2 separate regions of the Mus musculus genome follow, and region 1 is linked to region 2. A link is a contact called in ENCODE Hi-C or POLR2A ChIA-PET data. All regions are on one chromosome and are shown on one strand. Each heading gives the region's core, a stretch centred on a gene start or an enhancer-like site at or near the end of the contact. The rest is flanking DNA. Distances are from core to core; before and after follow the strand shown.

Evidence for each region. A loop is a pair of places that touch in the nucleus more often than their neighbours do. ChIA-PET counts read pairs that join two places held with the same protein, here RNA polymerase II (POLR2A).
Region 1: a loop to region 2 is called in a map of Patski, with 2.8 times the contacts of the local background. The contact joins the enhancer-like site here to the promoter of Rbks in region 2. A Hi-C loop is called at or near these places in 3 of 37 maps with a recorded cell type or tissue (Patski, adrenal gland and heart). POLR2A ChIA-PET finds 5 or more read pairs at or near these places in 3 of 5 experiments (Patski and embryonic stem cell).

The regions. Positions count from the first base shown.
Region 1 is chr5:31,626,764-31,631,626 of GRCm38, forward strand. The region is part of intron 7 of Rbks (ribokinase); the gene reads right to left. All of the region lies in intron 2 of Gm38424 (a long non-coding RNA gene), which reads left to right. Among named protein-coding and RNA genes, the nearest start is that of Mrpl33, 15 kb to the left of the region's middle. Within about 2 kb of position 3,433, at least 1 of the 3 ENCODE cell types and tissues checked has a DNase peak (open chromatin) inside an H3K27ac peak, as active enhancers do; it is heart, where a contact is called at or near this core.
Region 2 is chr5:31,696,312-31,700,874 of GRCm38, forward strand. Rbks (ribokinase) reads right to left here and starts at 1,299. Exons shown (of 8, transcript NM_153196.1): 1 at 1,199-1,299. The coding sequence starts at 1,290. It overlaps Babam2 (BRISC and BRCA1 A complex member 2), which reads left to right and starts at 1,739. Exons shown (of 12, transcript NM_144541.1): 1 at 1,739-1,766.

The DNA.
Region 1 (4,863 bases), core at 2,183-4,682, 67 kb before region 2:
CGTATAGAGTAGAACGGTGGGGAAGTCCAGGTGTGACAGCCTTGCTCTGTAGTAGGAGGCTGCAAAGCTGGACACTTTACATACAACACATACTCTGACTTCATTCCCCTTTACTTTGACCTTCCCCAACAGAACAAGACAAAACAAAGAAGGAACTGAACCTCAGAGATAGTAAGGCATCACTAGTAAACTCGAGAGAGCACCCCGGTAAATCAGCCCATTATGTCACCTATCTGTGGGCAGGAAGGAAGGGTAGAAGGAAACATCTCAGAGTTGAAACAAATCTCTATTTTCTTTAGTATCTGGGGAACTCTGTGCTTTCCTTAGGACCCTGAATACACCATGCTGTGCATTTTAGGCAGAGGCCTATAGTCAGAACAACTTGTAAACTCTTTGGGGTGGGGTCTACACTTGTGCCTGCTCTGTCTCTTGCCTGCCATGCCTGACCAGTCTTGATGTTGACCTAATCGTTCCAGCTCCACCCTATTCTCTCCTAAGCATCTCTTCCAAGGTGGCTGGCTGGCCCTGAGTGAGGCCCCGAGTGAGCTGCATGTGACTCTCTTTTGTGTGAGGTCAGGTTGCCACGGCTCAGAGTTACTTGATATTCTCATTGTTGGCTCTATTTATACCACAAGGCTTTCAAGTGCCAATAAATTACTTGGCTGTTGATTCACATTTTTAGTATAACTATTTTTATACATTGGTATGATTTTTTTTTAATGGAAGTGCTTTAAAAGTGGAAGCTGTATTCTATCAGTGATTTTCCTGTAAGTAAAGTACTTTCCAATCAATCATTCTTGGCATAATGGAATATATCTCATTGATAGAACTTGATGGTTTTAACCTTTTATTGAACATTATTTTTATGCCAAAAGGGGTGATGGCATAACTTACCCTCCTTCCGACAGTCACCCACGTGGCTAGTACTCCTTGCCTTCTCAGAACATTTCCCCCCTGAGGGCCAGCTGCTTACCCACAGTACACGTGGCATTCTGCACTCTCTGCTTTCCCAAGGCTCCCCAAGTTCCTGTGTTCTGAGACATTCTGTGTGGAGGCAGCTCTTGTGTCAGGATGTGAAGGACAGTAAAAATGTCCAGTGCTACATAATGAGGTTCCTGGGGGGGGGGGTGGCAGTGTTTTATTTGTTTGCTTGTTTGTTTTAATGACTGAAGTGGGAGGTCTGAGCCTACTGTGGGCGCTGTCACTGTGAACAAGCCATGAAAAGAGAGCCAGGAATCAACACTCCGTCATTGCCTCTACTTCAACTCCTGCCTCTAGGTTCCTGTATCGAGTTCCTCCATGCTGGGCTGTAACCTGTGAGCCAAATAAAAATGCTCTCCTCCCTAGGATGCTTTTGGTTGTTGTGGTTATCAATCACCTCAGCAGAGCAGCACACAAGGGCTTGGTGGTGTGGGGGGGGAGGTGGGTTTTGAAGGCTAGTGGTGTAGGCAGCGCACTGGCAAAGCTGCTCGGATGGCTTCAAGGCCAGGACCTGAGAGGGGAGAATTTTGACAGACAGGGCCAAGCTGGATTGGGGGGAGGGGGGCTCTGCTGCTGGGCCTGAGGCAGTGTTGCTCTGTGGAGGCTGCTCTCTTGTTTCCCTCCTTCCTTTCAGACCACCTTCTCTGGCCAACACCCCACGTATCCACTCCCTCCTCTGCTCCCTGCCTTCCTGGGGCTCTTGTCTAAGATCATGGTTCTGTGCCATCAGTGAACTGACCCAGTTCAGACCCAGTCTCTGAGGGCTGTCTGATGAAGGTGGGAGCTGGGAAGGAAATGCTTAAAGATGGTAGACTACTACCCCAGCACGGCACCCTCACTTGAACCACGAGCTGGCTGGCCGCAGTACCTGGTTTTCTTTTCTTCCCTCATTGTCAGGCTCTTCTGGGCCTCCTGGATGTTACTTCTTGGATGTTCACTAGGATCCCTGGAGGAAGGCACAGTTCAAACTGTGCTCTATGTTGTGCAAGTTGCATTGCACCCGAGTGCCTGTGAGTGAGTGAGTCACACAAAGCCGAGAGGCCATGCAGTGAGGCATCTTGTGATTTTCAGTGTCTTGGAGGCCTGCAGCAACCCTGTGCCATCCTCAGGTTAAAGCTGAGGAAACTGATTCTCCTTGGTTCAAGGCATGTCAACAACTCTTCGATATTTAAAGAAAAGGCAGCGCTCACAGGCACAGTTTTCAGCGAGGTCATCTGTGTGGGACTCCAGTGACATAGCAGGACTGCCACCTCTTTATGACCTCGATTGTGCTAGGGTGTGGATGACCACTTGCATGTAATTCTGCACTACAGTGGCTCAAGTTTGCTGTGGAAACCTTACAGGGAAGGCAGACATTGCTTAGTCTTGTCTAGGGAAGGGTTTAGGAAGGACAGGCGGAGAGGCTTTCTTGACTGCCTGTGGGAAGAGCTTGTGTCAGGGATAAACACGAAGATCATGAATCTCTCCCTGTGCCCTGCATGCGATACCGTGTTGGTTACTTTTGCATCACTGTGACCAAAGAACTGAGTAAAAGAGGAGGAGAGGGTTGTTTTCCTCATTATTCCAGGGCTGGGGCAGGGGTCCGTAAGGACAAGAAAAGCACTTCATGGTAGGAGTGTGTGGCTTGACATAGCCTTCAAAGGCCTGTGCCTAGCAACTCACCTGCTGGCCTGGCTGTTTGTCCTCCAGGTCCTCTGTGCCACCCCCTGGGGGACAAGCACTCAGAATGTGAGTGTGAGGGGACCAATTGGATTCAAATCACAGCAGGTACCATTTCCTCTATGCTTGCCACAGGAGCAGAGAGTTTGAACTAGATTGCCTCAGGCAGGTGTGGGGGAAGAAGGGGACAACAGAGGAATTGTTGTTTTCAGGGGATAAAGGCTGAGAAGGACAATCAGAGACTCTTTACTGCTGAGGGAGGAACAACAACCAGGAGGGACTCAACAGGAAGGAGAAAATGCAGGAAACTGAGGAAGGTAAGAAAGATGGAGAAGATGGGAGGAAACTGGCCATGGCCAGAGCAGGCCTGGGGGTTTCAAGCAGGTACTGTCGTCCTGGGAGTGAGAGGCTGAAGTGTAACAACAGAGATCAGAAGTCACCAGAGCTGAGGCTACCTGGAAACTATGGGAGGGAGGGAGGGAGGGAGGGAGGGAGGGAGGGAGAGAGAGAGAGAGAGAGAGAGAGAGAGAGAGAGAGAGAGAGAGAGAGAGAGAGCACATGCCATTCTAAGAATGCCTCATCTTACAGGAGGGGGGTACCAGCAATGAAACAGGCTTATAAGAGTCCTAGTTTGTCAAATTCCAGATGACAGAAAATGGGTGAGTTGGAAGGAATGACAGATATTAAATGTGGTTGGGAAAATCCCCAAGGTAAAACACTTGCTGGGCAGCACCGCAGCTCCCGGGTGATCTTGCGAGAGTGATGTCAGCCCTGAGGCTTCATCTGTTAGGAATCTGAACCCACATGGCATGATTCAGAGGCCAAACTGCCCGAGCCACCCGAACAGAGCCCCCACATTCCTCCTGGATGTCTTCACACATTCCATCTGACAAGTAGATACCACTTGCTTTTCTTTTCAAGGCCTCTCCCTCCATAGAGCTATTCAGAGCCCACACTGCAGGCTGAATTCCTTAGTCTGCTTGTGGTTTCAGAAATGGCTGAAACATGATGACACACCATTTCTTTTTCAAGGATTTGACTAGGGGCTCAGGAGAGAGCAGATGTAAATTGTCAGGGTCCCCACTACCTTCTACATGGTGCTGGGGGCCAGATTTGCTCTAGAGCACTCGGGTCAGCCCTGCTCTCTGCATTTGGTTCGGAATGGAATTGCCTTCCAGGGATCATTTTAGGGAGCTGCCTCAGTTGCTCTAGGCTGGCCTGGCAGTCAGGCCTACCCTCCTCTGGCACTGATGTCTAAGCATACACTTCTGCCTCCTTCCCCTGTCCAGGAGCTGAGGCATGAGAACCTGATTGGGTTTAGGCATCCCAAACTTCAGGGACACCATGCAGAAGGACCTTTTAATCTCTCTTCAGTCTCTTTGTTACCTCAGTCATCTTTTAGGGATGGTGAGTGGGTTGCCTTCTCACTTGTATTGAAGCCTCTCTGCCATTTGAAAAACTCACAACTGAGATGTTTTCTCAAGTGGAACCATGCACAAATGGGGTGGGGTCAGACAGATCCAAAACCCCCATTTGACTGATGTACTGGTTGTGTGATCTCTGGCAGGTTGTTCAGCTTTTCTGCATCTATTTACCTGTATGATGGGACTGTTGTAGCTACTAATTCAGACAATGTCAGGGGGTCCAGGAGAGCCTGGCAGAATGGGTGTTCAACACAGCAGGGCAGACTACATGGTATATCAGAGGCCATTTCTTTTACATGTAGTAGAAACTCATGACCTAGATGAGTGGGGGCAGACAAGGTTCCAGGAACAGAAGGGGTCACCATCATAGGGACTCCATCCTTTGAGAGTTAGAGCAAGGTTGATTTTCTGTTCCCAGCTCAGAGGAGAAGAGTCAGAGGGCTTGGAAGGGGTAGAAGCTAGTATCCTAGAGCCCCTGATTATGCAGGCCAGGATGTAAAGAGCTCCAGCAGTGGCCATCAGAATTTCCCCGGAACTTTGACCTTCACTCCGCTGTGGGCTAGGTGAGGTTCTCCATGAACCCTTTAGTGAGTTCATGAGAATCTGAAAGGAAATAAACCTTGAGACCTGTGATTCATGTAATTTATGTCAAATAGCCCAAAGAGTTGTTTGTGAGCTTTGAAACCTGGGGCTGAGAACATAGCAGAACAGGCTAGGACATGCCCGGGCAGGCCTGTCGTTACATGTCCTGACTGGCCTAGTGCCTCCCTATCTCCCGCCCTTCTGACAGTCTGTTAAT
Region 2 (4,563 bases), core at 49-2,548:
AGGCGTGCATCACCACGCCCGGCCCCAGTCTCCTTTTTAATTCCATCTTTTCTGTTGTGTTTGGTAATTTGAAAGCATAGACTTATTTATTCTATCTATCTATCTATCTATCTATCTATCTATTGTGTACACACTCATGCATCACATATGTAGTGTCCTTCCACCATACTGGGCTCCAGGAACTGAAGGGCATTAGGCTTTAGTCAAGCACCTTTACCTCATAGCCATCTTGATGAATCTGATAACAATTTATAATGTTTTAAGCAAGATTAAGTTAGATATATGAGGCCCCTGGAGCTGTTTTTAAAGTAGATATAGGTAGTTTGGTGAAAGGGTTTGGTTGTTTTGATTACCCCAAGGCCTTATTTCAAAGTTCTCTGCTATCTTTTGGAAAAATAGTTTAGGGACCGATGACACTAAGTTGCTGGGAAATATGGTTATTAACATAAACAGAATTATATGGCCTGAGTTTTTTGGAATACCTGAACTATTTTTTTTTCTACAATGTATATTGCTTATCTGCTTGGAAAGCTGTTTTCATAAAAACAGACGACAAAGCAGAAGGATCTTCCCTACAACCTCTCTGACCTAACTCAACTATTCTCATTTAGCACTATTTGGTCAGGTTTTTAGTGGCTGTAATTGTCATGTTTGTGTGTGTGTGTGTGTGTTTTAAATTTTGAATTCACACTTAGGTTCACCACAAAGGTTGGCCCATGGTTACATTTCCACATAAAAGTAAACTGTAAATATGGAACACTGCAGGAATGCCAACATGAGTGAAAAGGTGTTTGCCTCAGTGCCTTCTTTCACGTGTTCAATCCAGTAATACCCAGTTGGGTCTGGTGGACAAAACACTTCTTGTGCTCTCAACCCTGTGAAGTAGGTACATCATGTTCTCAGAGGTTAAAATGTCATGGGGCAGCCTGGCCAAGGAAACAGGTGCAGGTGTTTGGGGGCGCCCGTAGGTGGGGGTGTCTATCAAAGCTTTCATTCAGTCCCCCCACCCCCCATCCCTGTCCCTTCCTCTGTCATTGACCTCCACAAACTTGAATTCTGCCTTTTCACCTCAGAAGTCGTGCTTGGAAACCTGAAGCTTTCAGGAAAGTTCCAATGGTGGGTGCCCACCGATCCGAGGCCCGGGCATCCACAGTGTGGCTCGCCCTCCCGAGACCTTGCGCTGCGGCCCCGCACTAACCTGACCAGGTCGGTCATGCAGGAACCCACCACTACCACCGCTGCTGCCTCCTCCTCCTGCCAGGGCCTCCCGGGCTCCCCACACGCCGCCATTACTAATCCTGCTCAACCCTGACGCTGCCCTTTGCCCTTTGCCTGACCCCGTAACCAGGGACGCCGCCCCGTCCTCCTTAACGACGCGGGCGTTCCACCCGCCTGTGCCGGTCGCCCTCCCAAATGCCCGAAATCTCTCCGGCCTTTGGCTAGTCCTGATCCCTCTGGGACCGGTGTTCCTGCCCCGCCTCACAAGCACAGGGCCCGGCCGCCACGGCGAGAATGACAGAGCGCGCCAAGCACTAGGCCAGAGCTCCCGGGAACCTTCAGGCGCTACCCGGTCGCCTTCCTCAGCTTCCGGCTTCTCGGCGCGGGGACGCGCACGCCCGGCCGGCTCCGGAGAGGGCGGGACGTCCGGGGGAGCGCGCACGCATCCGGCCCGCGGTTCGCGCGCAGGTCGGTGCGTCGGTCGGGGGCGCGCTCGGGTAACCTGTACCCCGTCTAGTCGCCGGTTACTGATCGGACTTAAGTTCCAGGTACCTGGACCCGGGCTGGTGCGGGGAGGTTGGATCTCAGTCGCACAGGTGGCGCAGAGAGCCATGTTTGAGTATGGCCAGAGAGCTAGCCTCTTCAAGAGAAGGCCCGCGTTCCAAAGATGCCCCGCTCGCCCCACAGCACGCGGATTCCCTCAAGAGCCGCCCCCAAGATCTGAGGCTTCTCTTTCTCCACGTATCTCGTTCAGTCCTGGTTTCTGATGAAGCCCGCCTCTTTTTGCACTTGATGAGGGCATCATACAATTTGGGAGAAAGGGTTGGATCCCTTTAGATTCTCCTCAGAATGGGTGGACATTCTTTGGATCGGAACCAATTCGCTCTCCCCGCCCCTCCCTGATGTTGCCCAGTGGAGAAATTGCTCCCCCACAGTAACTTCCCTCGTGCGCCATATGACGTGGACGTGATGCAGCAGGAGGCCACCCCTTTCCGTTCCATGACGTCAACGGGGGCACATGTTTCCGTGTTTGTCATCCTCTCCTAATTGCGAGAGCCTAGATGGTGCTTTATACGTCTTTGTGTTCCCCAGACAGCCTGCCCACTAAAAGACCTCATGTGACCTTATCTTGCGGCAGCAGATTTTTTTATAAAAATTATATATTTGCATCTTCCGTCTGCAATACATCAAAATCAGGAAATACAAATTGCAAAACAAGCATTCAAGAGAGGCAGGTCACCAAAATTTCCTGCTTCTCTGGAATCAGTTATAATGGTGCCATATGTAAAGGAGAGGTGTGTGTTTCTAATCCATATCCCTGCATATTGTACCAAAGAATCATCTTTTTTTTTTTTTTTCTCTTCAAATTCCTGATTTTGGAGTCAGTATAGTTTTTTTTTTTTTTAACTTTCATTTGTTAGTGAAGTCACACTTACTGAAACATCTTGAAGCTGCACAAAACCTTGCACTGTCAAAAACTTGTATTATAGCTGCTGTTCTGGAGATAAAGACAGAAATCCATTCCCTCAGGTGTGATCCTAACGTCTTGACAGTTGCTGAAGTGGAATGGGTTTTCATAATCACTAGTGTGGTTTGGCGTCTGGAGAAGGTTGTTTCCTTTGGCATTTAATTAGTGAATCATTCAGGCTAGTACCAACACTGGATCAGCAGGAGCCTAGTTGGTGTCTAGCTGTAAAGCAATCATGTGTATAAATTCGTGACTTTGTCTTTATATTTACCGAAGTGTATGCTTTAAAAATTCACCTTGGTGCTTTCTTTAGTGGCCATTGTAATTAATGCTTGAGAAGAGGATAGGAATAGTGGAATTTGAGAGAGCTCTGGACCTGAATTTCAGTCCTTCTGTTTGTTCTTTATGTGACATTAAATAAGTAACTTGATTTGGCTGGTCTTTAGCTTTTGTATTTACAAAATGGAAACAGTATTCATTAAGAAACTGTGTGTGTGTGTGGGGGGGGAGTGGATGTTTGTGCAGAGAGGTGAGTAACAGAGATCATGTGTGAGGTGTTAGTTTGATTTCTCTTTCTTGGAGAAATTTGGTGTAAATTAGATACTCTGAGGAAAAAAACAAACCATGGAACAGTTTTTTTTTTTTTTTTTTTGTCATAAGATATCCTTCTGCTTGCTTCTCAGATGACTCTGTGTGTTTTGAATGTGAAGTAAATGAGCATCCCCCTCCAGGAACTGTGACATAGTGGGCAGACATCAGGCAGGACTGTGGAGTTTAGAAAAGTCTTCAAAGTGATAGTGTGGGTGAGCCTACTGTCCAGAAACAGTTACCCAAGTCACCTGGAATGTGGGAATTAGAAACATGCCTTATACCAGACTGTGAAGATGAATGGCAAGGCTGCATATGGAAGTGACTTATAAGTCATGCCATGCTATAAGATATATGTATTTTTATGATAGATACTATATATAGGAAAGGAGACATTTGCTCATGTTAGATGTATTAGAATGTATGGGGAGGCCAGCTCCCAAGAGTCAGAAGACAACCATGTAGAGACTAAAGTATACTGTGTAAAGCTTAAGCACCTCACAAATATTTCGGGGGGGGGCATCATGGTGTCACTGTGTGTGTGTGTGTGTGTGTGTGTGTAACTACAATGATAAAGCAAACATTCAGTTTAGCAGAGCTTATAAATTCTTATGTGGCACAGTGCTTAGAAACCAGAACAGCAGGTACTCATAATTGTACCTGGATGGGAATGAATTTGCTTTCATTGTGGGATTAATCTTTCAGATGGAGAGAGACAGTAGTCATTTGAATTGACTTATTCACCTCTAAAGCAGTAGCTTTCACCTATTAGGAGTTCGTGCACACTCTCCTGCAGCTCCGTGAACATCCAAATCACATACGTGTGATTTATTGCTTTTGTATTATCAAGTGTAAAGACTTCGCAGTGCCAGAAAATCAAAGACTGAAAAGATTCAATTTGTCTTTGTTGCTTAATATCTGGACACGCATAAATCTCTGCCCTATGTTTTTATAATTTAAGTGTCAAGTACCTTTATCCCCCAGATTTAGCTGTATTTAACCCCTATGATTTGTGTGCATGTGTGTACATGGTATGTCTGTGTATAGAGTATGCATATATATGTGTGTGTGTACATGATTTGGAGAGAGGATAGTGTTGAGTATCTTCCTCTATCGTCCTTGACCTTAGATTAGAGAGAGGGTCTCTCACTGACTTTGGGCTTCACGGTTTTGGCTAGACTGGTGAGCCCAGGGAATCTGCTGAGTTGAAACCTGCAGTGCTGGGGTTATAGATGTGTGCCACTAGGCTGGCTTTTTACATAGCTGCTGGGGTGGAAGTCATGCTTGCT